2 separate regions of the Homo sapiens genome follow, and region 2 is linked to region 1. Evidence: read pairs that join two places in POLR2A ChIA-PET (ENCODE). Cell type or tissue: Panc1. All regions are shown on one strand. Links, peaks and the distances in the headings refer to the core of each region. The heading gives the core; the rest is flanking DNA.

Region 1 (15,377 bases), core at 6,934-11,933:
CCCAAAGTGCTGGGATTACAGGCGTGAGCCACCGTGCCCAGCCTTGAGAAATGTTTGTTTTTGTTTGTTTTTGAGATGGAGTCTCGCTCTGTCACCCAGGCTGGAGTGCAGGAGCACATCTCAGCTCACTGCAACCTCCACCTTCTGGGTTCAAGCAACTCTCCCTGCCTCGGCCTCCTGAGTAGCTGGGATTACAAGCGCCTGCCACCACGCCCGGCTAATTTTTGTGTTTTTAATAGAGACAGGGTTTTGCCATGTTGGCCAGGCTGGTCTTGAACTGCTGAGCTCAGGTGACCTGCCTGCCTCAGCCTCCCAGTTTCAGATTCTTTATCTTGCTAGATGCTTTTGTGAAGCGCCTTCGTCAGTGGGAGGTGAGTTTGACAAGGCCCTAGCGGGTGTTTGTGAGACAGAGGTATGACTGGAGCTTGGAGGTGGTGTTTGGGAAAGGTGGGAGTGAGGGAGGAGTCTGCACCTTTGCCCTCTGGGTGCTATCATGATTGGGCTCTTGGCATTGGGCCTTCTTGGCTTTCCGTCTGCTGCTTTGCTGGTCCGAGTGCAGGGGCTGGACGTCTGCTGCGTTGCTGGTCCGAGGGCAGGGGCTGGACGTCTGCTGCGTTGCTGGTCCGAGGGTAGGGGCTCGACGTCTGCTGCGTTGCTGGTCCGAGGGCAGGGGCTCGACGTGACACCATGGGAGGCTCTTCGGCTTTGGCCATTCCTGGCCGTGCTTTGTTCCATGGGAACTTCATGGCTCTTCCTTCTTGCAGACACAGGAGGCAGCAGCGTCCACTGGACATGGCCCCGAGGTTTTGAATGAGACAGAAATGAGCCCATCAGGGAGGGTAGATACAGCGCCTTTCTGAACTCACATTCTCCCAGAGTGTGGGGACAGCCATGGCACAGATCTCCTCGTCTTGTTCTCTCAGGAGGTCAGCGTTGGTATGGGGCTGCTGCTGCCCCTCCAGAGCAGCCAGGCAGGCATGGCTAGGAGGGGTTCCCTGGAAATCCTAATGGCAGTGCTTCTGGCAGAGCCGGTTATCTTGAGCTTTCAGCCAGCTGAACACTTTGCTCTTGTGGCTCCTCCCTCTTCCTCCCTGAGGTGACCTCGCACCGCTCCCTTTACTCAGCAGCACAGGCGGCTGTTTGGCCTTAGGCTGTGGGTCCGCATGAGCCAGCACACCCAGCTTTTAAAACCTATATTACAGTGGTGTGAAAGTTGAATCCAGACGAGAGAGGTATATGACATGGCATAATTGAATAACTACCTTTATTAAAAGTTACGCTTTACAAGCCTGGCACGGTGGCTCACGCCTGTAATCCCAGCTCCTCGGGAGGCTGAGGCTGGAGAATTGCTTGAACCTGGGAGGCAGAGGTTGCAGTGAGCCGAGATCATGCTGCTGCACTCCAGCCTGGGCAACAAGAGTGAAACTCTGTCTCAAAAAATGGGCAAACAAAGGAAACTCTACTTTTGTTTCTTGGATATGATGTCAAGGTGGTGGTTAAACGTTTATTTCAGCTGAACACAGTTGACTCACACCTATAATCTCAGCACTTTGGGAGGCCGAGGCAGGAGGATTACTTGAGCCCAGGAGTTTGAGACCAACCTGGGCAACATAGTGAGACCCCATCTACTGGAGGGGGGGAATTGTTTATTTGTCGGCCAAGTGTGGTGGCTCAGGCCTGTAATCTCAGCACTTTGGGAGGCCGAAGTGGATGGATCAAGGTGGATCACTTGAGGTCAGGAGTTCGAGACCAGCCTGGCCAACATGGTGAAATCCCGTCTCTATTAAAAATACAAAAAATTAGCCAGGCTTGGTGGCACGCACCTGTGATCCCAGCTATTCAGGAGGCCGAGGCAGGAGAATTGCTTGAACCTGGGAGGCGGAGGTGGCAGTGAGCCGAGATTGCACCATTGCCCTCCAGCCTGGGTGACAGAACGAGACTCTGTCTTTAAAAAAATATATATATATATATTTCTAGACTTCGGGTGCCTGGCTGTCTAGTTTAAGATGCAGTTAGAGGCTCAAGGAATTTCTAGACACCTTTTAACTTTGCTTGGGTCACTCCTGCCCTGGTCAGTGGCCTTAAATCCATTTGATGGGTTCAAGGGCTCCAGGGGAAAGAGGAGATGGGTGGGAGCAGACTCTCTGTCCCCTGGGTGTGCCCAGCTGCTGGGAGGCCGCGTCCCCCTCGCCCGTTCTGGTGGCGCCTGCCTGGGCCCCATTCACTGGCTCCTTCCCATCACCTTCCCTGGGCCTGGACAGTCGTGCTGGCTGCTTGCACGGTTTGTAAAGCACTTTTAGTTAAACGATCTCAGACACACTACATTGAAGATAGAACTAGATACAGTCTGAGCCCCGTGGAGAGGTCACAGCCTGAGAGTGCAGTCGGCTGGACTGTGGTCACCACGTGAGTGGCCTGTGGCAGAGGCTGTAAGTTATGCCCTCCTGGGTCTCATCTGACCTCTACCTCTTCCCCCCATTCGCGTGGGGTCAATGTGCTCGGGGAACACTTGTTCACAAAGTGTATAAATTCGGTAAGGAGGGGTGTATATGCTGACAGGTATTCTCCAGTCTGAATGTGAGTAGCAGAGGGCATCTGTTTCCTGATGAGAGTTCTGAAGGTGGGTTTCTGTGATGCGCATTTGTGACAGGCATGTTGGGGGATGTTGACAGCTTTCATCGTTCTCCTCTTGTTGGAAAGCGTATCATCGCATGTAAGTTACTTGTTTGGATAATTAGAAAATCATAGTGCATGTTTTATAAACTAGAATGCTTACCCTCATTTTGCTTTTTATTGATGATTTAATGTTGGGGCTGTTACAATGTGAAAAGCTCTTGCTCCTTATACAATAACCCTAAACTGGTAGGTGTTGGTGTCTGGGAGTTTCTTGGTGTCTTGCTTCTAATAGTCTGAACTCTTGCTTGCCCTTCTCACCCCTTTTTTTTTTTTTTTTTTTTTTTGCAGCAGAGTCTCGCTCTGTAGCCCAGGCTGGAGTGCAGTGGCGCATTGTCGCCTCACTGCAACCTCCGCCTCCCGGGTTCAAGCAATTCTCCTGCCTCAGCCTCCCCAGTGGCTGGGATTACCGGTGCACACCACCATGCCCAGCTTATTATTTTTATTTTTTAATTTTCAGTAGAAATAGGGTTTCGCCATGTTGGCCGGGCTGGTCTCAAACTCCTGATCTCAAATGATCCACCTGCCTCGGCCTCCCAAAGTGCTGGGATGACAGGCCTGAGCCACCTCGCCCAGCCGCCCTTCTCATCCCTTTTTGGATCGATTGTTTACCGTGTGCTCAGGGGCTTCACTCGGAGCCCCTTAGAACCTTGCCCAGCAGAGTGGGCCCACACTGGGAAGCAGGGATGCGTGCTCCGTCTGCCTGCCTCAGCTGTCCTCTGCCCACGACCTCTGAGCTGCATTGCCCCGTGTAGGCCTGGTCACCTTTGGGGCCGGAACTGCACACACTCCTTCCTCCCATAAGCCCCAGTGCTCGTGGTGGTTACGCAGCCCTGCTGCCCGTGCAGGAGATGCCCCACGAGGCCTCCAGCTTCTTCTCTGCCTTTGCTCACTTCTCTTCCCTGGAAAGCAGGCAGGTACTCGTCAGGCTTTCCTTCATTTATTTCTAGAGTTTCTGCAGATCTAGAAGCCTGTCTCCTATTGGTTATTGTCTTTTAACAAAGACCTGTTTGGCATTACACAAAAAATGCTTTCACAAGTCCCAAGGCAGCGGGCAGGTCCTGGGGCTGCTCTTCGTGCCCTGTGTCCCGTTTCTTATGCAGGTGGAGACTGCTGGTCGTTCTCTGGAGTAGCCCCAAGGAAGCTATCTGAAGGCTCAGGGAGCTCTAATCCACTTAGGAGAAAAGGAGTTAAAATGGCATCATTGGGCTGGGCACAGTGGCTCACACCTGTAATCCCAGCACTTTGGGAGGCCGAGGTGGGTGGATCACCTGAGGTCAGGAGTTTGAGACCAGCTTGGCCAACATGGAGAAACCCCATCTCTACTAAAAATACAGAATTAGCCAGGCGTCGTGGCACATGCCTGTAATACCAACTACTCGGGGGGCAGAGACAGGAGAATTGCTTGAACCTGTGAAGTGGGTGTTGAAGTGAGCCGAGATCACGCCATCGCTCTCCAGCCTGGGTGACAGAATGAGACTCTGTCTCAAAAAGAAAAAAACAGGCATCATTGTTTTGCAACTGGGGTACCAGAAATAACATCTTTCCATAGTGAATTTCTGGTGGCAGAGGAGCTTCATATATACCCATTGATACTTGGACCTGGACTGAAGCTTGAGGGGTTTGGAGATGCAGAAAATAGTGTTTGGTAAATAGAGATGAAAGTGTGTGTTTTGAGAAATGATGATTGGAAAACTGAAAAGGTCAGTGTCTGCAGCCATGTATTTCTTTCTAAATTTTTTATTTTTCTGCATTTTCAAAAATTATATTTTTTGGGAAATTATTATGTATACTCTTCTTGCTGAACAGAATGTTAAAAATACAGCTGACATCTTCTTTGCCCGTTGTACTCAGTCCAAGTTCTTTGTGAATCACAAGAACCAACACGTTCTTCGCAAATCCGTGCACTGCACGGAGCTCTTCCGTGCTGCTTGGGGCGCTCGCGTCCCAGTCACCTGGAGGTGGGAGGCAGAGAGCAGTGGTGGAGCAGAAAACTGTAAGCTCAAGTTGGAGCCAGGAGGCTGAGGCAGAAGTGTCACTTGAGCCCAGGAGGTTGAGGCTGCAGTGAGCCGTGACTGAGCTCTGTCTGGGCGACAGAGCAAGACTTTGTCTCTTTAAAAAAATGTTCAAGTTGGACTCCTGGAAAGCAGAGTTACATGAGCTGGTTTTGGATGCCCTGACAGGGTGTGGAGCAGGAGGCCCCTGTGGGCCTGTTCCCCATGGTCAGCTTTCGACATATAATGAAAGCCCCGTTCACTGGTAACACTTGATTTGAGCCATTTAAAATTATTTTATAAAATTGTTGTTCCACTTAGGAACTGGCACAAGGTCTTTGTGAGAAAGCCCTAAGTTTTCAAGATAGGATTAAAAAAGCATGAGCCTGTGACGCACATACAGACGGTGTGCACCCCTTCTAGCCCGCCGGCTGCCAGCAGCTCCCAGAATGGCCGTGTGCCGGGGCAGGCATGGGGGCCGGCCCCACCTTCTAGAAGCCAGTGAGAAAGGCCTTCCTGGGGCTGGTCCGCACTGCCGACGTTCTGGGCATGGACGACCCTAAGTTTTCAGTTCTAAGCGACAGTGAATGCCTCAGCCCGGCTTGTCTACGACTGCAGGAGGCGTCTTGACGCTCCCCAGTGTGCCGTCAGAACCTTGACCCAAAAAGGTCTTCAGCCTTGGAAAGCCCTTCCCACCTCGCCCCACCCACCAACCCCTGAAGAGGTTTTCAGCCTTGGAAAGCCCTTCCCCACCTCGCCCCACCCATCAACCCCTTAAAACATGGATAAAAGAGTTTTAAACCACAGCGCCTGAAGTTTGAGACCAGCCTGGCCAACATGATGAAACCCCGTCTCTACTAAAATACACAGACAAAAAATTAGCCAGGCATGGTGGCACACACCTGTAATCCCAGCTACTCGGGAGGCTGAGACAGGAGAATTGCTTGAACCCAGGAGGCAGAAATCTTTGTGTACACCAGTGTCTTCAAACAAGAGAAGCTACTTGAGCACTTGCTAGTCATGCTGGCCAGTTGTGTGTTCTCAGCCAGACTATTTCCAGCCTGCTGTATCTGTAGCCTTATAGCACGTACATTTAGCTTAATATCTTTAAAGCTCTACGTTTTTGCTATTTTCTGAGGAGGTTTTTGTGGTTAGGCTTCAATGCCATGATTTGAAATTATTATCAAGAATTACAAATCAATATTGACCTAATCAATATGGTTGACATACACGTTGATGAAATCATTATATATGTTTGGTCCTTGAACAACTTGGGGATTAGTGGCACTGACCCCTGGTACAGTCAAGTCCACATATAACCTTTTATACCCCGAGTATTTAATTTTGTTGACCAGTGCCTTCCTGATCACATAAACAGTCAACACATTTTAATCCAACACTGACATATACAAAGCACTTTTTTTCCCGCTTCTTAAAGAGACAGAGTCTCGCTTGCCATGTTGCCCAGGCTGGTCTCAAACTGCTGGGCTCAAGTGATCCTTCCGCCTCGGCCTCCCAGTGCACTGGGATTATAAGTGTGAGCCACCATGCCCCTCATATTTTATATGTCGTATGTATTGTATACTGTATTCTTACAGTAAAGTAAGCTAGAGAAAAGAAGGTGTTGTTAAGAAAATCATAAGGAAGAGAAAATATGTTTACTTCTCATTAAGTGGAAGTGGGTCATCATGAAGGTCTTCATCCTCATCATTTCATTGAGTAGAAGGAGGAGGGGTGGTCATGCTGTTCTCATGGGGCGGGGGTGGAAGAGGTAGAAGGGGAGGCAGGAGAGGCAGGCGCATTTGGTGTAACTTACGAAGTGCTTTGTCATTTCTCTAGAAATGTTCCTGTATGGTCACAGTCCTCCCTCACTGTTGGCTTTAGTTTCAGTGCCCATGTCACAGACAGGTGTGTGTTGTACAAGAAGTTAAAAGCGGGTGGGAGTCGTGGGAACCCCTCCCCTCTGCAGGAGTGTCTGATGTCACTTTGTTTTCTGTCACTGCTGCTACCTCCTCCTCGTCACCTGGTGTGGGTCAGAAGCACTCATCACCACCAGGTTGTCTTCTAATTTCTCTGGTGTGGTATCTCTTAGCTCTTGAGTTTTGAAATGAAACCCTTCATCCCTCCCCGCCCCCCAGCCCTCCTGCCCCGGCCCACATGTCCGCAGTCTCTTCATGATCTCCTTGATTGGCTGTTGTAAACCCTGTGGAATCACACACAACCTCCAGACATAGTTTTCTCCAGCAGGAGTTCATTGTTTTGGGTTTGACAGCTTTCATGGCTTTCTCTATAACAATGATGGCATCTTTCATGGTGTCATCTTCCAGACACTCATGATGCTCTCTCTCTCTCTCTCCCATGTTGACAGTCCTTTCCATAGCATGCTGTGTGTAATGAGCCTTACAGGTCCTATGACCCCGATCTAGAGGCTGAATTAGATACGCTGTGTTTGGGGACAGGAAGACCACGTTGACGCCTCTGCTGTTGAACTCACGGGGTTCTGGGGGACCAAGGGCATTGTTCATTGTCAAAAGAACATTTAAGGCAGTTCCTTACTGGCAAGGCAAGGTACTTCCTGACTTCACGGACAAAGCATCAATGGAAGCAGTCCGGAAAAAGGGGTTCTTTCCAGCCTTGTTGCAAAACCAAATACCTGGCAGCTGGTGTTTATCTTTTCCCTTCAAGGTTCTGAGGTAGGCAGCTTTATAGATAAAGGCAGTCCTTATCATAAACCCTACTGCATTTGCACAAAACAGTAGCATTAGCTTATCCCTTCTTGCCTTCTATCCCAGTGCTCGCTTCTCTTTCTTACTAACAAATGTTCTTACAGGATTTTTTTCGCCAGAATAGGGGAGTTTCACCTGCATTCAAAACCTGTTCAGGCAGGGCCAGGCGTGGTGGCGCACGCCTGTAATCCCAGCACTTAGGGAGGCCAAGGTGGGTGGATCGCTTGAGGTCAGAAGTTTGAGACCAGCCTGGCCAACATGGTGAAACCCTCGTCTCTGCTAAAAATACAAAAATTAGCCGGGCATGGTGGTGGGCGCCTGTGGTCCCAGCTACTTGGGAGGCTGAGGCAGGAGAATAGCTTGAACCCAGCAGGTGGAAGTTGCAGTGAGCTGAGATCATGCCACTGCACTCCAGCCTGGGTGACGGAACAAGAGTCTGACTCAAAAAAACAAAAACAAAACCCTGTTCAGGCACATGTCCTTTTTCCTCGATGATATTCCTCATGGTGTCTGGGACCTCATCTGCTACCTCTTGGTTGGCAGAAGCTGCTTCTCCTGTTATCTTGACATTGTTAAAGCCAAACGTTCTAAAACTGTCAAACCATCCTTTGCTGGCATCCACTTCTCCAGCTGCTTCCCCTTCCTTTTACTTTCAGTTGTTGTATAATGGCTTCACTTTTCTGGAATCAGACTAGAGTCTATTGGTATTTGCCTTTCTTATAGCAATCCTGCACCCACACATTTTCATATATCCGTGCTGTTTGGGAATTAATTTTAAAGCTGCGTTTTCAGTGAGATAAAAAGGTATTTCACAAAAAAATTTTCAAGCCTGTTGCTGTAGCTGCGGTGATGGCTTCACGGATGTCCTGTTCTTTTTTTGTGATGGCCCTTCTGCTGGATTTATCGATTTTGAAAAGCATCCACAGCAGAGCACAGGCTGCGGCGTGTCACGCAAGTTTAGCTTTTCCTAAAGTCACAACTCCTGGGAGCTCTGCTTCTTGGGAGCACTGCCAGCATCGCTAGTGGCACTTTGTGTGGGTCTGTGGTGTCATTTAGGGTTTATGGTATTGAGTAAACACAATGAAAAAGACTTGAGAACTGCAAGAGGCTTTTTTTTTTTTTTTTTTTTTAAGAGACGGAGTCGGCTGGGTGCAGTGGCTCATGCTTGTAATCTCAGCACTTTGGGAGGCTGAGGCTGGGCGGATCACTTGAGGTCAGGAGCTTGAGACCAGCCTGGCCAACATGGTGAAACCCCTGTCTCTACTAAAAATTTAAAAATTAACTGGGCGTGGTGGCGGGCGCCTGTAATCACTCGGGAGGCTGAGACAGGAGAATCGCTTGGGCCTGGGAGGCAGAGGTTGCAGCGAGCCAAGATCGTGCCACTGCACTCCAGCCCGGGCGACAAGAGTGAAACTCCATCTCCAAAAAAAAAAAGAGATAGAGTCTTGCTGTGTTGCCTGGGCGGGAGCGCAGCGGCTTGTCACAGGCATGACCATAGTGCCCTGCAGTCTTGGACTCCCGGGCTCAAACGATCCATTTATCTCAGCCTTCTGAGTAGCTGGGACTCCAGGCCCATGCTACCGCAACTAGCTTAAGGCTTGAGATAATTTGTTTACTGTGATACACAATTTCTGGAGAGACCAGCTGCTCACGCGGAGACGATTAGTGTCACACGGTGTTTTAAGCGGATACCGACACACTTGAGCTCACCGCGGTAGCACAGGCTGTGGCTGTGAGATCATTACAGCGTGCAGTGTGGTATGTCCCGCACTGAGTTGTATACACTTCTGCTTGAGCCTGCGACGTTACGTTTGTTTACGTTTCCCTCTGCTGAACGATGCCATGTACAGTCTGTAAGTATTTATAAGCGTTTAATTTTTTATAATCTGTGTATAGTTTATGGTAGGAAATGATAGACTAATATCTACATATATTTTGTACATTCATGACATACTTTTTCTGACTTTTTTCGGTATTCCTGGGCTGTATGGTTTGTAATTCTTTCCAAATGGTCACAAATCTCTAATAAGTTTTTCAGTGTATTTGTTGAAAACAAATCGATGGGTGACTTGCCGTGTGCAGCCAAGCCGTGGTGTTCGGGGTCAGCTCTGTGCACACGTGTGTGTCCACGTTCATCATGGAGTTCTTCAGCTGGCATGTTTTAGTTCCTGTTTTTTTCTGGTCCTTACCTGAGCAGAGTTGAAGTGCTTTTCCCGATGCTCTCTGGAGGAGCTTTTCTCCTCTGATCGTAGCACGCGGGAGATGGCCCGAGCAGCTGTTCCCACAGCTCTCCTGAGGTTGCTCTGTAGATGGCGCATCCTGGAAGCATAGGACAGAGTGTAGCTCACACACACAGCGGCCGGCAGAGGCCATCGGCTCTGAATTCTCTCACAGAGCAGGGCTTGACAGGCTTTTTCTGTACTGGGCCGATTAGTGGTATTTTAGGCTTTTCTGGATGTACAGTTCCTGTTGTATCGTTCAGCTCTGCCCATGTAGAACAGAAGTAGTCATAGATTTTATGTAAACAGGTGAGTGTGATTATTATTATTATTATTTTTTTTACAAAAACACATGGTGAGCCATAACTCGCTGACCTCGGCTCTCTAGTAATATTTTTTAAGTGAAGAGAATTACTAGGTTCAATAAGCATAAAATCTCATTGATTTCTATGAAAATACTGTAAATCTTTGAAGTCTGATATTAATGTTTTTAAAAAGAATTGCCGTGAATAAAGGATCTCTTTAAGGGATGTCATGGGGAGAGGGGAGGGTGAAGAAAATCACCAGTAAAACTATTGATCATTTTTGTCTCGGGTTAACACCCCTCTCTGCGGGCCTCACACTTGCGTGTTGTCTCCACTCTGGCTTTGCAGAAGTGCGGAGCTCCTGTCCTGCAGGTATTGTGGTCGTCAGACCCTTCTGGAGATGTCGAGTGGGCCAGGGCCCCAGCCCGCTTGGTGGTCACTCCTGATGACCCTGTCCCGTGTGGACCGCCTGCCAAGACTCAGGCCCCACCTCTGTGTCAAGTGCAATTAATAGCAGCTCTAACTAAAAGTAAGAATAAGGTTCTACCAATCTTGTAACCCTACACAGGCGTCTGTCAGGTGTCCCTGGGTGCTGGGTTCTTGGGGGATCCCAGGTAGGTGTGGGAGGGGTGTCGTGTGCATGCCTCCCGCGTGGGGTTGTGTCTGCAGCGTTTCTGCAGGTCTTCCTTATGCATCAGCGAGAGTTACATGATGTTTTCATTTCGTGAAGTAAAGCAGCTCGTGGGAATGTGAACTTCCGACGTCAGCCTCAGTCACATGCCGATGTTTTCTCTCGAATCGCTGGTGTCTGGTACTGCTATGAGCCATATTTAGCCTCCCCTTGCAGCCGTCCACTCAGCAGAACTGGGCTTTTCCTGTGACTCAGGCCGTGCACGGCTCGAAGGAGCAGCTGGGTGGACGGCGGTGCTGGCGTGGCTGGAGAGGGTGGCCTGGCTCCCTGTTGGGGTTGCCCCCGGTGGAAGGCGTGTGTTTTGGAATTGAGCTTCCTGCGCATCTGTATCACTGTGTGGGTTATTCTAGCCAGGGGTCCGGTGTTGCTGTGTTGGATGCTGCCGCTTACCACAGCCTTACCACTTATCTGGGGATAATTTTGGAAATAGGTGTTTTTGTTCAAGTTCAGCTATTAAATTGCTTCACAATCTTGGGTAAACGTCTTAGTTTTCCAGTTGCATTGGATGATCTGTGAAGGCCTTTTCCATTGCTTCTGTCATTCCCACAGGGCATCCCTCAGAAGGGCTTTATTTGAACCCCGGTGATATGCAGCGGGAGAAGAGTTCTTTATGACAGCGACAATGGGGACAGAGGAACGGTGACTGGAAGATTCTTTCCTTGCAGTGAACGCACGTACTGTGGGTGCTGTGCCTTCCTCGGGGTGTATGTAGGTAGGCAGGCACACACCAGTCAGCTTGCATTCTGTGGGTGATACTCTCTGAGGTGGACTGGGTCACCCGGGAGCTTCCGGGGTCCGTAAACGGGGACCACTGATGAACGGGTGGTGCAGGAGCTGTAGGAAGTAACTTTCAGTGAGTCCCTGCCACAGGGTGGCTTTCTGACTCTCAACATTTGTTTAACTTTGCGTGGGGAATATCTTCAGTCACAAAATCTGAGAGAACAGTGTCCTGGGTCCCCGGGCTCAGCGTTTACTAGCATTTGACCAGCTCGGGTTGATCCATCTCCTCCTTGCACTTGTTCATGTTTTCAAAAAAATTTTTTTCTTTCTTTAAACATTTTTTAATTTCAGTATTTTAATTTTTAGTATTAATATCTTAATGTTAGTATTTTAGTAAATCTCCAACATCATCTTGTTTTATCAGCTCATGTTTCAGTGGCGTCTCTGTCAGCTGGAAACCTTCCCAAGCCTTGGCCTTCGCTCTTCTCACAGTGACTCAGTGGGCAGCTGGTGCCCTGAGCCGCCTCTCACTCCGCCTGCCACTGCCTTGTCGACCCCGTCCGTGCTGTGAGGGGCAGCATGGGGCTCCGTGACTCGGGCTCTCCACACCGGCGGCAGGCCCTGCAGTGGTGGCCGCATCCGTCGCTGGGCGCTGCCGCCGCCTCCGCCTGCCCCAGAGCCCCTCTTAATCTCAGTGAGAGGCTCGGGCTGCAGGAGGACGTGTGGCTCTTTCCCCAGCTCTGAGTGTCAGGATCCATCTTGCCGTGCGCTGCCGCTGCTTTTCCTCCTGGGAGTGGGCGCCGGTCCTTCTTCCCAGGCCAGGTTGTAAAGTTGCCCGTGTGTGCATGCGAGGGCCGGGTGCCCGCCGTGGTGGTCCTTGTGGTTCCTCAGTCCACCTGGGGACCCACTGGTTTCAGTGTGAGTGCTCAGTCCTGGCTTCACCATGTTCTTGGCCCGTGACAAACCGGTCCCATCTTTAGAGCCTCTGTGGGTTCTTTCTTCCAGCTGATTTCTATGGAGCAGCCTCCTGTTCTGTAACAGGCCAGTCAGTAGAGTTCCTCTTGATGCCAGTGGAGTCACACGGTCACCAGGTCTACCTCCCTTTCCTCCTGTGGAAGAGCTCGGTTTGCTCAGGAACATGATGGACATTGCTGGCCTGGGCAGAGGGCGTGGCCTTGATGGAGACCACCTCTCCTCTCCGTCATCCTGAGGGGGTGCAGGAGGGAGTCCGCATCGCCCTCCACACCCGAGACCACCTCTCATATCCATCTAGTCATCCTGAGGGGGTGCAGGGGGGAGTCTGCATCGCCCTCCACACCCCTCCTTGGGTGTCGTCATGTGGGCAGGGAGTGCACAGCACCCTTGAATGTGGGGAGCGGCGCCTGCCTGGACCTTCCTGCAGCATGGCGGAATCTGAGCTGGTCCTTGAGAGAACTCATCTGTGGGTGGTGCACAGACTACAGACCACATAGCCTGGGCACCAGAGAGAAGCTGCTGGCGTCAGCGGCCCCTTCTGTGGCTCTGGCCTCCATGCACCGAGCAGCTGGACACCTGTCTGTGCAGGGAATGACTTGATTTAAATGACATAAAACGACACCAAATGGTAGAATGGACACTGGCGGTGCTTGTCTGTCATCTCTTTCTTATTCTTTATTTGTTTCTGTTCTGTGAGAATTGCCTAGTGGTGTCATGCTGAACCTGCCTCTCTGTGTAGGTGGCCTTTCTTCAGTGAGTATTTGCGAAAGTGTTGGGAGGTAGTGAGAGTCGTTGCATCTTTTTCTGGCACTTCCTTGGTGGGACCAGCCACTTACGTGCACCCTGAAAGTCAAGACGCTCGTCCCGTCTTCCCCCTCGGCGGTTTTCAGTAAGCGAGCGCGCAGTTGAACGTTTCTCACCTGAACAAGTCCCCTTCGTCATGAGACGGGGCAGCTATAACATTGCCAAACACATTTTTCTCAACTAGGAGAGCTCAAGCAAGGGACGGAGCCCTAGGGTTGTCTCGTGGTGTCCGCAGGGCTTGGTTCTTGGGCGTCTCGTGGCGCCTGCAGGGTTCTGTTCTTGGGTGTGTTGAGTGCCGTGGGGTGAATGGAGGCTTGGCCTTTTGAGAGGCTGCTGTACTGAGCACTCAGGAGCCGGCCTGGGGGTCGTCTGGGGCTGACATCAGCAGGGAGGTTGCTGCCATCTTCGGCTGCCTCTGACCAGCATCATGGAAACCTTTCCCAGCACAGCAGTCACCGTGATGAAAGCTCCCTTCTGCTCTCGGGTCCTGCCGTGGAGGAACAAGGCCAGGTGGGTGCAGGTCAGGGGAGGATGCTGAGCTCACCTGGGCGTCCTAGGCTTCAGTCGGTCATTTGTCAAATGTGTGCGGTGACGCTGAGCTGCCTGGAAGGCCCTGTGGTCGCTGCTGGGCTGTTTCCATCAGCAGGAGGTGTGCTCCAGCCTCTGGTCTTCTCTTTGCTTGGTTGGGGGAATTTGCCTCAAGGCCCTGGGTGTCATCTTGCAGGAGCCATTTGCCATCTTTGCCCTGGATAACGGCAGGAGGGCTCAGGATCCTGTAGGATCCTAACTGGGCCCAGGGTGTGGCTGGGGCAGGTACCGGGCACGCCTGTCTCCCCTTCTGGACTGCACTGTGGCTCACAGCTCCTTCCAGAAACATCTTCTCATCCTCAGAGCTGCCACATAGTTGGGCACAGGCCCACACTAAAGTGCAGGCTGGCCACCCCTGGACATGGGCTCCCCTCGCCTGAGTCCTGAGAAGAAGCAGCTCCACCCCAGCTCCAGGGCAGGGAGGGGCGTGGGGAAGAATGCAAAGAGCATTTTACTGAGTCTGATCCTTTTCCAGTTGAACAGCAGTGTGTCTTCTTCCTGCCATGCCTGAGATTCTTCCTCAGTGAGAGCTCTGAAGCCAGAAGGTTTGCGTTCTCGTTACTGGATGGTCTTGGCCTGGCTCTTCCTGAAGGGGCCAGGCCCCCAGCCTCTCTGAGCTTCCATCCTGCAGCTGGGGTTTGAGGTGGGCTGGGCCCCCCGTGTTTGGTTTTTGTTTGTTTTCTTCTGAGATAACCATAGATGACATGAGATGTAAGAAAGAACAGGGAGCAGTCCCTTGTACACATTGCCAAGCTTCCCCAGTGGTGGCATTTTGCACACTGAACAGTATCACCCCTAGGGTGTATATCGGCATTGATGAAACCCTCTGGTCTTAGACAGCTGTTTCACCCTTACTTGGAAAGGGTATTGAGTTCTGTACAGTTGATCACAGATGCAGATGCCTGTGTCCCACAGTCGGGACCTTAAAACCCTTGCGTCACCACAAGGACCCCCCTGGTTGTCCTTCTGTGACCGCACCCCCTCCCTTTCCAGGATCCTCTTTCCACCCTGGCAACCACTAGTCTTGTTTTCTGTCTGTGGATTTATCTGCCTATTCCAGACGTTCATGTGAAGGACAATCTGTGGGCCTTTGTGTCTGATACGGCAGAGCTTTGTGCTGTTGCGGCGCACCCATGCTGCGGCAGAGCTTGGTGCCGTGGAGGCGCACCCTTGCTGCAGCAGGCATCAGAGCACAGCCCTCCCTGTGGCAGGGTCATGCGGGTCATGCACCCATCAGCTGATGGACACCTGAATGGTCTCTGTTTGGCCCTTTGCAGCGCTGCTGTGAACACAGACCTGCGAGTGTCGTGGAGACGTGTGGGCATTTCTCGGGCGTACCTAGGTGTAGGTCGCTGCACTGCCTTTTGTTTGGAGACCAGCCCTTTGAAGATTATTGTTTCATATTCTCTCTTGGGAAAACTTCTTGGGTTTGGGGTGCTTATGCTGTGATCTGGTGTGGTTGGTCCTTTCTAGGGTAGATTGTCAGGCCAGAGCTTGGTAGTGATGTGATCATTGTAGGGCAGCTGTGGGCTTGCTGTGGAGGAATGGGTGCCAGTGGGGGGTCTCTCAGTCTGCTGCTTACATCTTGGTTGACTCCCAAGTCTCTATGCAACCCTTGTTCCCTCCAGGCGAGCACGAAGACCTTCTCTTAGAGTCCCACTGCCTCTTTGTTCTGTGTGCCC
Region 2 (15,377 bases), core at 7,718-12,717, 52 kb after region 1:
TGAGCTTGGCCACTGAGTCTGTGACCTCACACCAGGGGGCAGGCGTTTTTCTGCATGCCCCACAGGGGCCCTTCTTCCCTGGGGGTTCCCTGTCACTCTGGGGGACCACGTGTGAAATTCCCCGGGTGCACAGGATGGGAAAATGGCTGAGAAGCGTGGAGCAGCCCCGCTGTTCTGTTGCAGCTCGTTTCTTGAGTTTGTAACTACGTTCTCAACTGTGGACCCTTGCGTTAAAAAACAAAGCAGCCCTAAGGAGTAATAAAACATTTGAGCATAAAGGAAAGAAATGGACGTTTCTAAGGGAATTGCTTGCTTTCTCAGTTGTACCAGGATAACCTCCTTGGAGGTGTGGAGGTGTGAAACTAGGGAGGTCAGGGCAGCGGGGCACTTTCCTCAGAGAGGGCAGTGCAGACCAGGCCCTGCCGGAGGAGAGCCCTGCCTGGTCTCAGCGCCTCTCTCGTTGTGTTTGTCGTTTGCTTTTTTCTAAAGCCATTACAGTGATGATAACTTGGATTTAGATAGTGCTTTTTCATTTAATCCCCACAAAATCCTTTAGGAGAATGGGTTCTTGTCCTCATTTTATAGAGGAAGTTGGTGAGAATCAGTGAGCAGACGAGGCTGTTTTCTTGCATTTGTCTTGGCCTGCAGGTGTCATTTCTCCCCAGAGCTGCGGGTACAGGTGCTGCCGTTGTGGAGGGACGTGTGGAGCTGTAAGGCATCTCTGTCCTCGGGGACTTGGGGGGCTCAGTGTTTCTTTCTGAAAAGGTACAGCCCACCAGAGGTGCTTGGGCCATCCCAGGACTTCACGGAGCTGAAGAGCGTTCACCAGGTGTTTCTCATGAGTTGGGTTTTTAGTTTTTTGTCTGTTTCAGTGTTTATAGTCTGCTTGTAAAATGATCCTTTATTGTGAGGATTCTTTAATACGTAAGGAAGTCATTTCTGTGACACATTCTGCAGCTTCTGGAATTGTGTCTTTTAAGATTATTATCTTTTTTTTTTAATATGGAGATGGAATCTTGCCATGTTGCCCAGTCTGGTCTCAAACTCCTGGGATCGAATGATCCCTTCCACCTCAGCCTCCCAAAGTTCTGGGATTAGAGGCATCAGCCACTGCATGCTACTGAGTTTTTAAATTTTTTTTGAATGTTTTGTGTGCCCTTCTTAAGAGAGAGTGTGGTGAACACAGTGGTGATGACGGTTCCCAGCATGTGGGGCCCACGTGCAGGAGCCACCCCAGCCCGTTAACCCGGAACCAAACCCGAGTCCACACCATTGCATCCGCCGAAAACATTCAAAACCATCACCGTATCTTAGACTAAATGAAAATAAAAATAGCACACAGGCTAGGTGTGGTGGTTCATGCCTGTAGCCCCAATATTTTGGGAGGCTGAGGCAGGAGGATCCCTTGAACCCAGGAGTTCGAGGCTGTAGGGAGCTGTGATTATTTAATTACACTGCAGCCTGGGCGACAGAGGAGACCCTGTACCTAAATACATATCTATAAATCTCTATCTCCTGAATCGCTGGGTGCCTTGAACTTTCTCAGTGTCACCACACACCCAGCGGTATCAAAAGGCTCTTTCCTAAATGTGCCATTTTCTTCAGCAGTTCTTTGTTTGAACTGGTTTCCAAACAGGGTCTACACACTAAGATTCTTTGATGTCTTTTAAGTCTTTAATCTGTAAATTCTCCCTTTGTTCTTTTCTCTGGGATTTTTGCCTGTTTGTCAGAGATCGGGGTCTTCTGTCCCATAGAGTTGTTCTGTCCATGAGATATATGATGTGAACTGTGCATCTAATTTTAAATTTTCTATTAGCCTCATTATAGAGTAAAAAGAAACACATGAAGTTAATATTAAGAATGTATTTCATCAGGCCGGGCGCAGTGGCTCATGCCTGTAATCCTAGCACTTTGGGAATCCAAAGCAGGCAGATCACCTGAGGTCAGGAGTTCGAGACCAGCCTGGCCAACATGGCGAAACCCCATCTCTCCTCAAAATAGAAAAATTAGCCGGGCATGGTGGCAGGCACCTGTAGTCCCAGCTACTCAGGAGGCTGAGGCAGGAGAATTGCTTGAACCTGGGAGGCAGAGGTTGCAGTGAGCCGAGATGGCACCATTGCACTCCAGCCTGGGCGACAAAGTGAGACTCCGTCTCAAGAAAAAGGAAGGTGTTTTGCTTATAATATTTTTCAAAATTTTAATTTTTGTCCTCAGGGCATATGGCACTAACTAGAACTGTACAGTCAAATTACCAGGTTTTAATCAAAAGCCACTGGGGGAAGTTTAAAGAGTGTCCACAGAATCTTTGATCTGCCTCCCTTCAGAAGTGGAGCACCGTTCTCTGCAGAGTGTGGGCTAGAGGTTGGAACTCGCCGAGGAGGAACAGGATGAGGTGGAAGTGAAGCCGTGGGACTTCCGATACAAGAGATGCTGCAGCTTCCTCCGCCCCCGCCCCCCCCCCCCCCCCCCAGTCACTGTACTGGGGAAACCTACTGCCGTGTCACGAGGACCCTCACGCAGCCCCTTGCTTCCGATACTAGGTCACAGAGGTGCCGTGGCTCCCCCCCACACCACCCCATCAATGACTGCACTGTGGAAACCCGCTGCCACGTCACGGGGACCCTCACGTAGCCCCACGGACATGTCCACACATCCGCAGCCGTGTCTGTGCACCAAGGAATTTGGGCCTTCTGCCAGAGCCAGCAGCAGCCCTCCCGGTGTGCGAGCGGCCACCTGGGAAGCAGCCCCTCCCTCTCCACTGGCTCCCCTAGCACCTGACTCACATCCTGAGCCAGGTCTCCCGAGCCTTCCCACCCACCCAGAAGCTGCGTGCTGTCAGGAATGCTCCTGGTGTGGTGGTGGCTGCATGGTCATTGTTGACAAATGCTTTGTGTCCTGCCCCTGACCGGACACACAGCTAAGTGTATTGCTTCCTCTTCCTTTTTGAAGTTGTAGAGATTGCTTTTTGTATTTTTATATTGAATGCTTTAAATCCTTTAAATGTTTAATGTCATTCAAGTATATTTAAATCATTTTAAACATTATTAAAATGTTTATATTTAATGTGAATACATAAACAAAATTTTATGTTTTTACATTTTATTTTATTTTATTTTATTTTATTTTATTTTTGAGACAAGGTCTCACTCTTGTCTGTCGCCCAGGCTGGAGTGCAGTGGTGTGATCTCTGCTCACGGCAGCCTCTGCCTCCCAGTGCCTCAGCCTCCCAAGTAGCTGGGATTACAGGCACGCACCACCATGCCCGGCTAATTTTTTGTATTTTCAGTAGAGAGTTTCACCATGTTGGCCAGGCTGGTTTCGAACTCCTGACCTCAAGTGATCTGCCTGCCTGGGCCTCCCAGACTGCTGGGATTCACTGCACCCAGTCTCATTTTATATTTAATGTTTTAAATGATGTAAAATGCATGATTCCAAAGCCAAATACACAAAACAAGGTTTATGAAAGGAAGCTTACCTCCTACCTCATACTGTTTTTTTACTTTATTCCTTCTTTCTATGGGAATTAAAATTTTTTTCTGTTTCTAGTTAATTTTTTAACAGCTTTATTGAATTACAATTGACATAAAATTCACTCATTTTAAATTTACAGCTCAGTGGGTTTTGGGAAACGTATACCGTTGGGGAAACACCATCACCTAAAAGTATAGACTATTCATCACCCATGGGAGTCTCCTTACACCCCTTGTGTTTTTTCTCCCTTTTTTTTCCTTTTTTCTGTGAAATCATTATAGACTCACAGGAAGTTGCAAAAATAGCAGCATCCCTTGTGCCCTTCCCCACCTTCGCCCAGTGGCCGGGAACATGACATTGGAAGACAGGGTGACCGCCCTGCAGACTTGATTCAGATCCCCCGTCTTATCCTGGATACCTGGTCCTAGAGCCTCCTCGACAGCCACCGACAGACATGAGCCCTCCTCACGGAGTCCCCGCCTGTTTCCCCGAGGTTGGTGGTTTTGTCCTGGAGGAAGCCGTGGGAGTAGAGTCCACAGGGAGTGACCTAAGAGGTGGGCTTTGTGCACTCACTCAGCAGGGGCCTCCGCTGATTCGCCCGTGCTCCTGGGTGCGTCCACTCACTCACCAGGGGCCTCTGCAGATTCGCCCGTGCGCCTGGGTATGTCCACTCACTCAGCAGGGGCCTCCACTGATTTCGCCCGTGCTCCTGGGTATGTCCACTCACTCAGCAGGGGCCTCCACTGATTTCGCCCGTGCTCCTGGGTATGTCCACTCACTCAGCAGGGGCCTCCACTGATTTCGCCCGTGCTCCTGGGTATGTCCACTCACTCAGCAGGGGCCTCCGCTGATTCGCCCGTGCGCCTGGGTGTGTCCACTCACTCAGCAGGGGCCTCCGCTGATTTCGCCCGTGCTCCTGGGTATGTCCACTCACTCAGCAGGGGCCTCCACTGATTTCGCCCGTGCTCCTGGGTGTGTCCACTCACTCAGCAGGGGCCTCCGCTGATTTCGCCCGTGCTCCTGGGTGTGTCCACTCACTCAGCAGGGGCCTCTGCAGATTCACCCGTACGCCTGGGTGTGTCCACTCACTCAGCAGGGGCCTCTGCAGATTCACCCATACGCTTGGGTGTATCCATAGCCATCCCTTTTACTGCTGAGGGGATGCCGTGATGTGAATGAAACCCAGTTTCGAGGACACCGCTGGGACACCTGTTGAAGGGTTTTCCCCATTGTCTATTATCAGTGAAAGTTCTGTGAACATTCGCAAACAGGTCTTTGTGTTCACATGAGGTTCCATTTTCTCAGATAAATGTCCTGGGGTGCAGTTGTTGAGTGGGGCAGCAAGCGCACACTTAGGTTCGTAAGGCTGCCTTGCTGTTCTCCAGAGCAGCAACACCACTTTGCGTTCCCACAGCAAGCGAGAGAGTTCCAGCTTTTCTACATCCTCTCCAGCATCCTTGAGTATTTTGTATTTTAGCTGTTCCGATTGGTGTGCAGTAATATCTCATTGCGGCTTTAAGTTGTGTTTCCCTAACGGCTTAGGATGTCGAGTGCCTTCATGGCTTGTTCACCACGTGCACCTCTTCTGAATGTCTGTGTGTTTTCTCTTATTTTCTAATTAATGTTTGTTGTTTGATACTTCTTTCTTCTACATACAAGCCTGCTATCTGACTTGTGATTTGCAGATATTTTTCCCTGTCTGCAGTTTGTCTTTTCACTCTTTAAACTAGGTCTTTCAAAGAGCAAAAGTTTTTAATTTTGTCGAGGTCGTTTATCAGTTTTTTCTTTTATGGATTGTGCTTTTGTTGCCATGTCTGACAACTCTTGGCCCTAGGTCCTAAAGATTTTCTCCTGTTTTTTCCTAAAATGTGTATAGGTTTTTCTAGTTTTGTTCCATATGAACCTAAGCATTTATTTTTATTTGGAGCACCTATAAATGGTACTGTCTTTATTTCATGTTTTTATTTGATTATTGCTAGCATGTAGAAATAGAATGGTACTGTGTATTTCTTGTTTTCATAGGATTATTGGTAGCATGCAGAAATAGGATGGTACTGTCTTTATTTCTTGTTTTCATAGGATTATTGCAGAAATAGGATAGGTGTTTGTGTGTTGATCTTGGATTCTGTGTCCTTGCTGAACTCTATTAAATAAAGTTTCTTGGAATTTTTGATAGATTCCTTGTGATTTTCGACATGGACACTTACACCATCTTCAGAGAGAGACAGTTTTATTCCATTTCTTCCTTTCTGCCCTGTATGCCATTCCATCTGCAGCCCTCAGCACGTCACTCTTGATCATGTCAGCCTTGAGTTCTTGGTAGTTGGCCTTTATCGTGTTGAGGATGTTTCTCCACACTCCTGTTTTCCTAGGAATTTTTATCGTGAGTTTTGAATTTTATCAAATGATTTTCTGTACCAGTTGTGATTATGTGGTGTTTCTTCTTTAGCTTGTTGGCATGCTGGGTGACGTTGACTGATTGATGGTTGAGCCAGCCTTACATATTTCGCTGTCATCAGAAGTGTAGGTGCCCTCTGCATTTCCAACCTCTGCATTCCCCACCTCTGCATTTCCAACCTCTGCATTCCCCACCTCTGCATTTCCCACCTCTGCATTCCCCACCTCTGCATTCCCCACCTCTGCATTCCCCCTCTGCATTCCCCACCTCTGCATTGCCCAGTGGACTTCTTGCTGTACCTGCTTTTCTCTGCGTCTCCGCCTGGTCGTGTGTCTGTGGAACCTCCTTAGTCCTGTCAGCCCCACGTGCAGATGTGCCCGGATGCCACCAGCAGCCCCTGGCGGGCAGGCTTTGTGTTAAGCCCCTTTCTTAGGAGATGCTTTGGGGCACTGCTCTGGGCCAAGCACTTTTTCATGCCCCGGTTGTGTTTTTTTGGTTTGGGGTTTGGGTTTTTTTCACACAGGGTCTTGCTCTGTCACCAAGGTTGGAGTGCAGTGGTGCAATCTTAGCTCACTGCAGCCTCGACCTCCTGGGCCCAAGGGGTCTTCCTGCCTCAGGCTCCCAAGGAGCTGGGATTACAGGTGCGTGCCACCTCGACTGATTAATTTTTTGATATTTTTGTAAAGATGAGGTTTCCCTACATTGCCCGGGTCTCAAACTCTTGGGCCCAAATGACCCCCCTGCCTTGGCCTCCTGAGTAGCTGGGACCACAGGGGTGAGCCACCGTGCCTGGCCCTATTTGTGTAATTTGGGGGTAGATTGAGCAGTGGGTGGGTGGTTGCTGAGTGGTGTGCACCTTCTGCAGCGGGGTGGGGGGGGCGGTGGCTGCGTCCCCTTCTGCAGACCGTCCTCCTCTGCATTCCCAGCAACGGTGCGTGACACCCCAGACCTTTCTAACCTTCCTCTTCCCTGCGTGTTTCTCTCTGCTGGTCACTTCCGTGTGTTTATTTCCACCCTCGCAAGCCTTGGAGGAAATCTGCTGAGTCACCCTCCATCTGCCGTCCCTGCCTTACGGCCATGATTATTTTTAGCTGTGCAATTGTACCTTTAACACACACGCCTGCTTTTCTTTGTCTTCATCACATTTAGTTTGTATCTTGGCGCCTTCTGTGTAAAAGAAGCATTTTCCTTGCTCCTCCTCCCCTTCGTCTTCACAGAGCTGTGTGTCTCCTTGTCAGGCTCCAAGCTCCCTGTTGCACTCTGCAGTGGGTGCCCTGCAGTGTGTATTGGGCATGGCTAGGCCTGCCCGACATGCTGGGAAGCCTGAAGCTGCTCCGTCGTCATGCTCATGCCCTTGAGGGTCCCAGTAGGGCCTAGCAGGGCGATGGGGCCCTCCTTCCTCTAGGAGGCCAAGACCCCTGAGAAGAACAGGTCCTGCAGCAAAAGGTCAGTGACACCTCTGAGGCCTTGCAAGGACATAGTGTGGCCTTTATCTCTGTCACCTTCTGAAAGACTGCTTCAGCTGAGAACCCAAACGTCCACCCAGTAAAAATGTACAACTTAGCAGACCACAAAGCAAACGCCTCCGCAGCCTTCACTTAGAACCCGTTTCACCGTCCCTTCCAATTCCATCCGCCAGGCAGCCATTTTCCACGCTTCGCGGATGTCTTGTCAACTAAGTATGCATCCCTAAGTACTGTAGTTGCTATTTTCAGAAATTTATGTAAATGTATCATGTATTTTGTCCCCAACATTATTACTCTGTGTGTGTGTGTGTGTGTGTGTGTGAGAGAGAGAGAGAGAGAGAGGAGAGGGGAGAGGGGAGAGGGTCTGGCTCTGACGCCCGGGCTGGAGTACAGTGGCATGATCTTGGCTTACCGCAGCCTCGACCTCCTGGGCTCAAGTGATCCTCCTGCCTTAGCCTCCCTGGTAGCTGAGACCGCCAGCATGCACCACAGTGCCCGGCTAATTTTTAAACTTTTCGTAGAGACAGGGTTCCTCAACATTATTTGTGAGATTGACTTACGTTGTGATGTGTTTGCCTCCTCTGCTGTGTAGTGTTCCACCCTCACATCCTAGTGGCACGCCGCAAACCCCACTGCTATGAAGCACTTCACGCGTGTCTCTTGTGTCTGTGCACCTGCTTTTCTTTTGGACGTGTATGTCCAGAATGGCATTGCTGGGCTATAGGGCATACTTGTGTTCAGTATGAGTAGAGATTGCCAGGTGCGTGAGTTGGCCCTGATGAGAGTGGACTAGTTTCCTTTGCTCCACCCCTTCACCAGTACTTGTGTGTACGAGTCAGGGTTCTCTAGAGGGACAGCACTAATAGGATAAATGTATATATGGAGGGGAGTTTATTGGGAGTATTGACTCACACAGTCATGAGGTGAAGTCCCACAATAGGCTGTTGGCAAGCTGAGGAGCCAGGAAGCCAGTCCGAGTCCCCAAACCTCAAAAGTCGGGAAGCCAACAGCGCAGCTTTCAGTCTGTGGCCGAAGGCCCAAGAACCCCTGGCAAACCACTGGTGTAGGTCCAAGAACCCAAAAGCTGAAGCACTTGGAGTCTGATGTTCGAGGGCAGGAAGTATCCAGCATGGAAGAAAGATGGAGGCTGGAAGACTCAGCCAGTCCAGTGCTTCCGCAGATCTGCCGTGCTGGCAGCTGATGAGATCATGCCCCCCCAGATGGAGGGTTCGTCGGCCTCTCCCCGTCCACTGACTCAATGTGAATCTCCTTTGGCAGCTTCCTCAAGATGCTCCCAGGAACAGTTACACATCCTTTAGTCCAGTCAAGTTGAAACTCAGTAGTAACCCTCACACTTACCTTGGTTTTAGTTTGCATTTTCTTGATGACTAACGAAGCTGAGAACTTTGCGCCCACGTGCCGCCCTCCTGGCTTTTTCCCTCTTCTGTGAGGCACCCACGTCGCCCCGACTGCTGTGTCCGTGCTCCTGTCGGGTGGTCCGTGTTCCGGAGCACGGGGCTCCTGTATGTTCCACAGCCCAGTGACCAAGCATGTGTCTGAGGGGCAAAGCAGAGGCCAGTAATGCTGAACGCGCTCTCGGTGCTGCCACCCCCCGCCGTGATAACAGAAAATGTGAGTGGAAACAGGGCTGCAGTAGAGAGCGTTGTGCCGTGGGGCACTTTGGGAGGCCGAGGCCGGCAGATCATGAGGTCAAGAGATGGAGACCACCCTGGCCAACATGGTGAAACCCTGTCTCTACCAAAAATACAAAAAGTAGCTGGGCACACTGGGGGTTTGGTTTGAACCTGTGAATTTTGGGGTGCAGGGGAGGGGCCGACACAAACATTCAAACCGTAGCAAAGAGATTCTACCTCGCGATGTGTGGTGCCTGCCTGGCCTTGGCCAGTGTGGCTTATGGGGTGAGACGGAGGACACCCATGTTAGGAGTCCTTTGCACAGAGTGATAGCTGGAACCCCACAGTTGGTGTGGCCCTGAGGAGGGGAAGGAGAGAGAGCTGGTGCGGCCCTGAGGAGGAAGGAGAGAGAGTTGGACTCTTGGGGAGGGCTCTTCAGAACGTGCAGGGGTGTGTGGAGGCTGGACAGAGACGCTGACGTGGACTGTCAGGCGGTGTGCGGGAGGGCCTGGTTCCTGTGAGGGCCTCTGTCCCTCGGCTCTTCCCCTGCCCCGGGCTCAGCCCCCCTGCCCTGGGCTTAGCCCCCGTGCCCTTAGCTCAGACCCCCTGCCCTCGGCTCAGCCCCCCTGCCCTCGGCTCAGCCCCCCTGCCCTGGGCTCTGCCCCCCTGCCCTGGGCTCTGCCCCCCTGCCCTCGGCTCTGCCCCCCTGCCCTCGGCTCAGCCCCCCTGCCCTCGGCTCAGCCCCCCTGCCCTGGGCTGCTTGCTCTCCCCTTGCCCACTGAGATGGTGAGAGGTGAGAGGCCAGTGGTGCTTCTCTTCCATACCTGGGATTGCCACAGTGCTGTGGGTCATAGGGTGTGTCACTCAAGGGCTTTGCACACAGTAGGCCTGCCAGGTATGCAGCTCTTTTTCCTTTTCTCCTTTTTTCTTTTTTCCTCCGCTCAGTCCGTTGGAGACTTCTCTCCCTGTGAGGTGTGCACAAGGCACCACTCCTGACGCAGCCGCTGGAGACCGTGCTTCTCCCTTTCCACGGAGCGCACAACAGCCGGCAGGGCTCAGCTGGAAAAGGCAGGGGTTGCCGTAAAGCATCCTTCAGACACCAGCCTCGGAAGCATGGCGAAACCCGACTCCACAGAAAGTACAGAAATTAGCCGGGCATGGTGCCACGGGCCTGTACTCCCAGCTACTTGGGAGGCTCAAGTGAGCGGATAGCTTGAGCCCAGGAGGCGGAGGCTACAGTGAGCTGTGATCACACCGCTGCACTCCAGCCTGGGCAACACAGCTGTCTCAAACAAACAAACAAACAAACAAAAGAACTCTTCAGATAAAGCTAAGGTATCTGGAGCATGGCCGTGTGCTGCAGGCAGGCCACACCTCATCACCATGCGGGGCTGTGCCCAGGGCCGACGTGGGAGCAAGCCCCTGGTGCCACACAGGACTGCTGCTTCCAGCTCCTCCTCACTCCCCCTTCCCCACCCTCCCCAGTGTCCCCCTCAAGGCAAACAGGCCTTTGGTGTTTGATCCTGTCAGTCATGAGTGTGTTCCTGTCTTTGGAATTGGAGCTGGGATTGAAGGTTCTGGGAGAGCTTCCCTTGAAGGGCTTCCCTCCCCTTTTCCACCCTGCTGCTGACTTCCTGTCTTCCTCCTCCTGGGCCTCTGAGGCCACGTGCCTGCGTGAGGGGAGGGGCTGAATCACATCCCTTCTCAGGGGCCTTGGGCACCATTCGATATTTAAATGGTCATTACACAAACTAGTGGTTGGTGGAGTTATTAACTTACATAAGGAGAGGAGCATTTGCCCAGGACGTACGTAAAGGCCTGTTCTATCAACATACTGTGGAAGACAAATCTGAATTTGAAGTGTTCTCTTTCTCTCTGGGAGTCTTCGGAGGGTAATGTTGTCACATCTGTTCAGGGAGAGAGACTCACCCAGGTGTAAGGGGGCTTGGTGTTTTAATACAAATTACAGCAAACCCTTGAACAATACAGGGGTTGGGGGCGCCAGCCTCCTGTGCAGTTGAAAATTTGTGTAGAACTTTTAACTTTCCCCAAACTTAACTAACAGCCTTCTGTTGACCAGAGCCTTCCTGACCACATAAAGCCAGTCACACACATTTTGTATGTTATGTGTGTTCTGCTCTTACTGTTAGGGTAGAGCAAACTAGAGACGTGAAAATACTGAGATCATGAGGAGAAAATAGACTTAAGCCTCGCGCAGCAGCAGCGGGTCTCCACGAATGGCTTTCGTCCTCCGGGTTTTCACGTTGAGGAGGCTGAAGAGGAAGAGGAGAGATGGGTCTTGCTGTCTCAGGAGAGGCAGAGGTGGAAGAAAATCTGCGTGTAAGTGAACCCACGCAGTGCAAACCCAGACCCAGGTTGTTCATGGTCAGCTCTGCTTACATTCCATCCCTTTATTGAAGGTGAATTTCAACCCCAAAGAAGTCTTTTTTTTTTTCTGTGAGTTTTAAGATTAGTTGTGTCATTACAAGTTTTTTCTTATACGGTCCTTCTCAGGTGTTAGTGTGCAGAACAGAACATGCTTAAAATGCAGGTTTGGGTTCAGAAGGCCCGAGGGGACCCGTGAGTCTCCATGGTCCACGGACTCCCTGGTGATGCCAAGGCCTCTGGCAAGGAGTGCTCCTGGGCAGCCCCTGCCCCGCAGCTGCGGCTCCCCACCCGGCCCCACAGTCCCCGCCCCGCAGCTCCCGCCCCACACCCTGCCCTGCAGGCCCCGCCCCACAGTCCCCTCCCCACAGTCCCGCCCTGCAGCCCCAGTCCTGCCCCGCCCGACAGGTGTCTCAGGGTTGTCCTGGCCCAGCTCAGATCCTAGAAGCCGGGGAGAGGCAGCGCCGGATTCCCCACCAGTGCCTGCTCTTGTCAGCTGAAGAGACCAGATAGGCTGAAATTCCTGGGGGTTTTGCCAAACTGACCTTGCCGTAGTCAGTGTAACCACTTCTGCATCAGGCTTAATCCTGGAGGAAGGCTCTTTGGTGCTCGCTGCATCTCCTGTGGAGCAGAGGGAATCGCAGCTGGGCTCCTGTGTGTGCGGAGGGGGAGGGCGCGGTGCCTGGATGGTTCAGGCGAAGGCTCTGTGCTCGCTGGCGCGTGGTGGGTGCTGGGAAACCTGCCCTGTGCCTTCCCTGGGCCGGTCTTGACAGCATCTGTCACCTCCTGAGTGCTCTTGAAGCCACCTTCCGGGAGGAGCAGGCCATCGTTGTTCCTGTCACGTCTGTCCTGCCAGCCCCGTAGAAGGATTGTCTTTTGAGCCCCATTGCAGGGGAGGTGGAGCCCCTCTGGGCTGCAGGGGCTCTCGCAGTGTGGAGAGGCACAGGGCAAGGACGGCTGTTCCCAGCATCAGCTGGCCCTGGATCCCAGAGCTGGCCGCAGACACTGTCCACTCCGCTGGGCTGAGTTGTGTCTTATTTTGGCACAGATGCGGGGCTGCCAGGTAATGGGCAAGTTCCCTGAGCCCACAGCTTTGGCGCCGTGGCTTCTGCTTCAGGGAGTGTGCCAGTGGCTCGTGTGGGGGACTCCCACCACCCTGGACTCTCGGTGACCCTGACAGTCCACGAAGCTGGGACGGTTGCCATCCGCCAGGAGGTGAAGTAACAAGGAATGCGTGGCCTGGGGGCGGTCAGGGCCAGGTGCTGGCCGGCCCCTCGGCTCTGCGTTTACCTTCCCGCGGCTGTGCCTTGCCGCTCAGCACAGGGCGTGAGTCAGCCCCAGTGGCCTGAGGCGTGTTTCAGTTTCCTGCTGATTCAAGGGTCGTGAGTTTAAAATAGACTTTGCCTGATAACTTGGAAATGAGGGAGATTTAGGCTGCACTTAAAATGAGTCTAGGCAGGGACAGCCAAGTCACCTTCCAGGGAAGAGTCTCCCCCGGGAGTGAGACCCGGTGCCTTCTGTTGTGTGGTCGGCTGTGCAGCATCGTGATGAGAAGGCACAGGGGCTGCGGAACTGTCTAAAGAGGGGACTCCCAGCTTCAAGGACTGTTTTATGTGACAGCCCTGCCAGGGAGGCCTGGGGACATCATCACAGCCCCCACCCTCAGACAACACCCATGAGTCAGCAGAGCCTGTTGGCCTGACTCCTGAGTGCCGTGCAGCCCCTGGTAGAAGTCACTGACACGGCTGAGTAACGGTTCCTCGGCCCTCGGCTGGCTCTGCCATTTCACGGCAAGGGGTGAGGCTGACCAGCCCTGAGCCTGGTGGAGGGAACACAGGGCAGTGTGGGGGCCAAAGGTGCCAGAGGCATCACCAGGGCAGCTTCTGGGAGGACTGGGATGGCAAGTCTTGGAACAGAACAAAAGCAACTGGAGCCTCTGTCCTCATCTGGTCTCTCATTGAAAAAGACTCTAGAGTGGGCCGCGTGCTGCACGCCTGGTGCCTGCAGGCGGGTCCTGGGAGGTGTAGCCTGGGCTAGATGGCAGCTACATCCAAACCAGCTTCATCCACATCCAGCAGATGCTTCAGCAGGACATCTCAGCTGTCACCATCTCCATGACTGTGATGAGGGTGGTGGTTCATGGAGAGGCGGGGGCTGGGGTTGCAGGGCCTCGAGCACATCGCTGCCATCGGTAACATGTTGTAGCCAAGGCCAGGCGGACACGAGGGTCCTGGAAGGGCCACGGCCTGGATGGTCTTAGCTGTCATCGTGCAGGTGGCTGGAGAAACGTCTCCAGAAAACACAGCGTACACCTGGGACAACACTCCCGAGTCCCCGGAGTGTTCGCTGTGATGCAGGCCGTGAAAAGTATTTTGCCTGGTGGGTGCGACCCACTTCCTCCACCTCCTGAGTGGACTCCCAGATCCCTGGTCCATTGGGGAAGGTGCCTGGGCAAAGCACCAAGCTAGGGACATGAAGAGAATCAGGTGTCTCAGGAGTGAAGTGATAAGCCCCGCACTGTCGGGGCCCAGACACCGTCCGGAGGCCGTGGGGTCTGCGCCCTGACCACGCCAGAGCTGTTGAGTGTGTCCGTGGGCCACAGACTCACATCTGGGATCAGGACGGTGGACTCTACATGGTGAAGGCCCCGTTTTTCCGTCCTGAGAGCAGACAGTCTGGATTTTTTAAAATGTTAATTCCAGATAATCCTTAAACTTGTAAACATTACCACTGAGTTTCTAGACAGCCATGAGCTTGAACAGCCTTCCGAGTCAGGTGCTGAGATGCCCTTTCTCCAGGCTGAGACATTCCGGTTTTGTGGTGGAAAATTGGAAGAGAATGTAAAATTCATTGGTTCAGGTAGAGAGAGAAAATATGTCTGGCCTCAGGCATCAGGGATGGTGGATGGAAACACCTGCTCACCTGCACCGCGGGTGGAGGTGTCAGGCAGTGAATACGTTGACCCGACCTGTCCCTCTCTCCAGAATAACTTCACCTGTGTTCTTGTACCAGTTAAATACCAAGACAGCAGTTGGTGGGATTTTATCATTTATTTTAGAAAGACAAAGCAGGTCATGAGATGGTGTTGGAGGAGAAGCATCTTGTGGTCTCAGCCAAGCCTGCGTCCAGGGGCAGGTGGCATGCAACGTATCCTTTAGCTGACGGGGTGGAGGTGGGAGAGGCTCACAGTGGAGCTGCCACTCACAGATGGGTCTGCACATCGTGTTTCAAAAGCCATACTTCGTGCATGAGCGAGATGGGTAAATGCAGGGGAGCGAGTTGCAGAAGCTGCTTCTCCCGGCATGGTCGCGCACAGAGGTGCTGCTGTGGCGGAAAGGGCAGAGACGTGCACACAGTTCCATTTGTATGAAATGTTTTCTAACTGACGGTGCGGCGAGGACATGATGGGGGGACAGTGGCTTTGGGTGTGGGTGTGTAGGTGTGTCCCCCATTCCTCTCGTGAGTGCACCCGGGAGGCCTGGCTGTGATGGTGAACAAACCTAGAAGGCCCACAGGCAGGGAGGAGGCCCATGCTCCGAGAGTGTCCATGCCAGGCGTGGCGTGGGGAAGTTGGCATCGCCACAGAAGAGACCAGGACGAGGCTGGGAAGGAAGAAGTGCGCTCGCACCGTGTGTCGCAGAGGGGCAGCCTCACACCACGGGGGTGGGAGTCGGAAGCAGGGGCTCGGGGAAGGCCTCCCCCAACTGCCTGTTGGGTTTCCTGCAGAAAGAGAGGGACGGGGCAGAGCAAATAGTTCGGGAGTGGCTGCTTCGGAAAGTTCTTGCAGGCTTTGTGCTGTAGGGACACTTTCTAGTTTCCTTTACCTGGCTCTGCGCTGGTTTCAGGCAGGGCTTGGCCTGGGCGTGAACTTGGGTAAGAAGGTGATTGGGTTGCATGGGAGCCCTTGGCTATCTAGGAATTTGCCAGCCCTGAGAGAGGGGCAGTCTCTCCCTGGCCAGAAACTTGTTAAGATGGCAAAATTTCCTAAAATAAAACATGATTAATAAATAAAAATAATATACA

What was found. Peaks named below come from ENCODE experiments on the same cell type or tissue, not always from the same donor. Only the 100,000 strongest peaks of a DNase experiment are listed, where the experiment ranks them.
Region 2: POLR2A ChIA-PET joins it to region 1 with 12 read pairs; 14 of 35 experiments call an interaction of 5 or more read pairs at or near these places.

What each region holds. Positions count from the first base shown.
Region 1 is chr16:89,368,915-89,384,291 of GRCh38, reverse strand. The region is part of intron 2 of ANKRD11 (ankyrin repeat domain containing 11); the gene reads left to right. The region is part of intron 1 of LOC128462377; the gene reads left to right. Among named protein-coding and RNA genes, the nearest start is that of ANKRD11, 110 kb to the left of the region's middle. RefSeq lists enhancers at 17-690, 691-1,365, 1,730-2,237, 2,238-2,746, 8,371-8,871 and 2 more and a silencer at 8,972-9,061. In Panc1, for the core only: no CTCF peak of the experiment used is centred there; no DNase peak of the experiment used is centred there.
Region 2 is chr16:89,317,750-89,333,126 of GRCh38, reverse strand. The region is part of intron 2 of ANKRD11 (ankyrin repeat domain containing 11); the gene reads left to right. The region is part of intron 1 of LOC128462377; the gene reads left to right. LOC100287036 (a long non-coding RNA gene) reads right to left here and starts at 12,675. Exons shown (of 4, transcript NR_168302.1): 1 at 11,900-12,675; 2 at 9,794-10,028; 3 at 9,207-9,361; 4 at 8,210-8,891. RefSeq lists enhancers at 2,195-2,718, 6,913-7,032, 9,553-10,066, 9,126-10,325, 12,633-13,146 and 5 more and a silencer at 12,223-12,302. In Panc1, for the core only: no CTCF peak of the experiment used is centred there; no DNase peak of the experiment used is centred there; H3K4me3 peaks cover 1,794 bases; H3K27ac peaks cover 4,524 bases.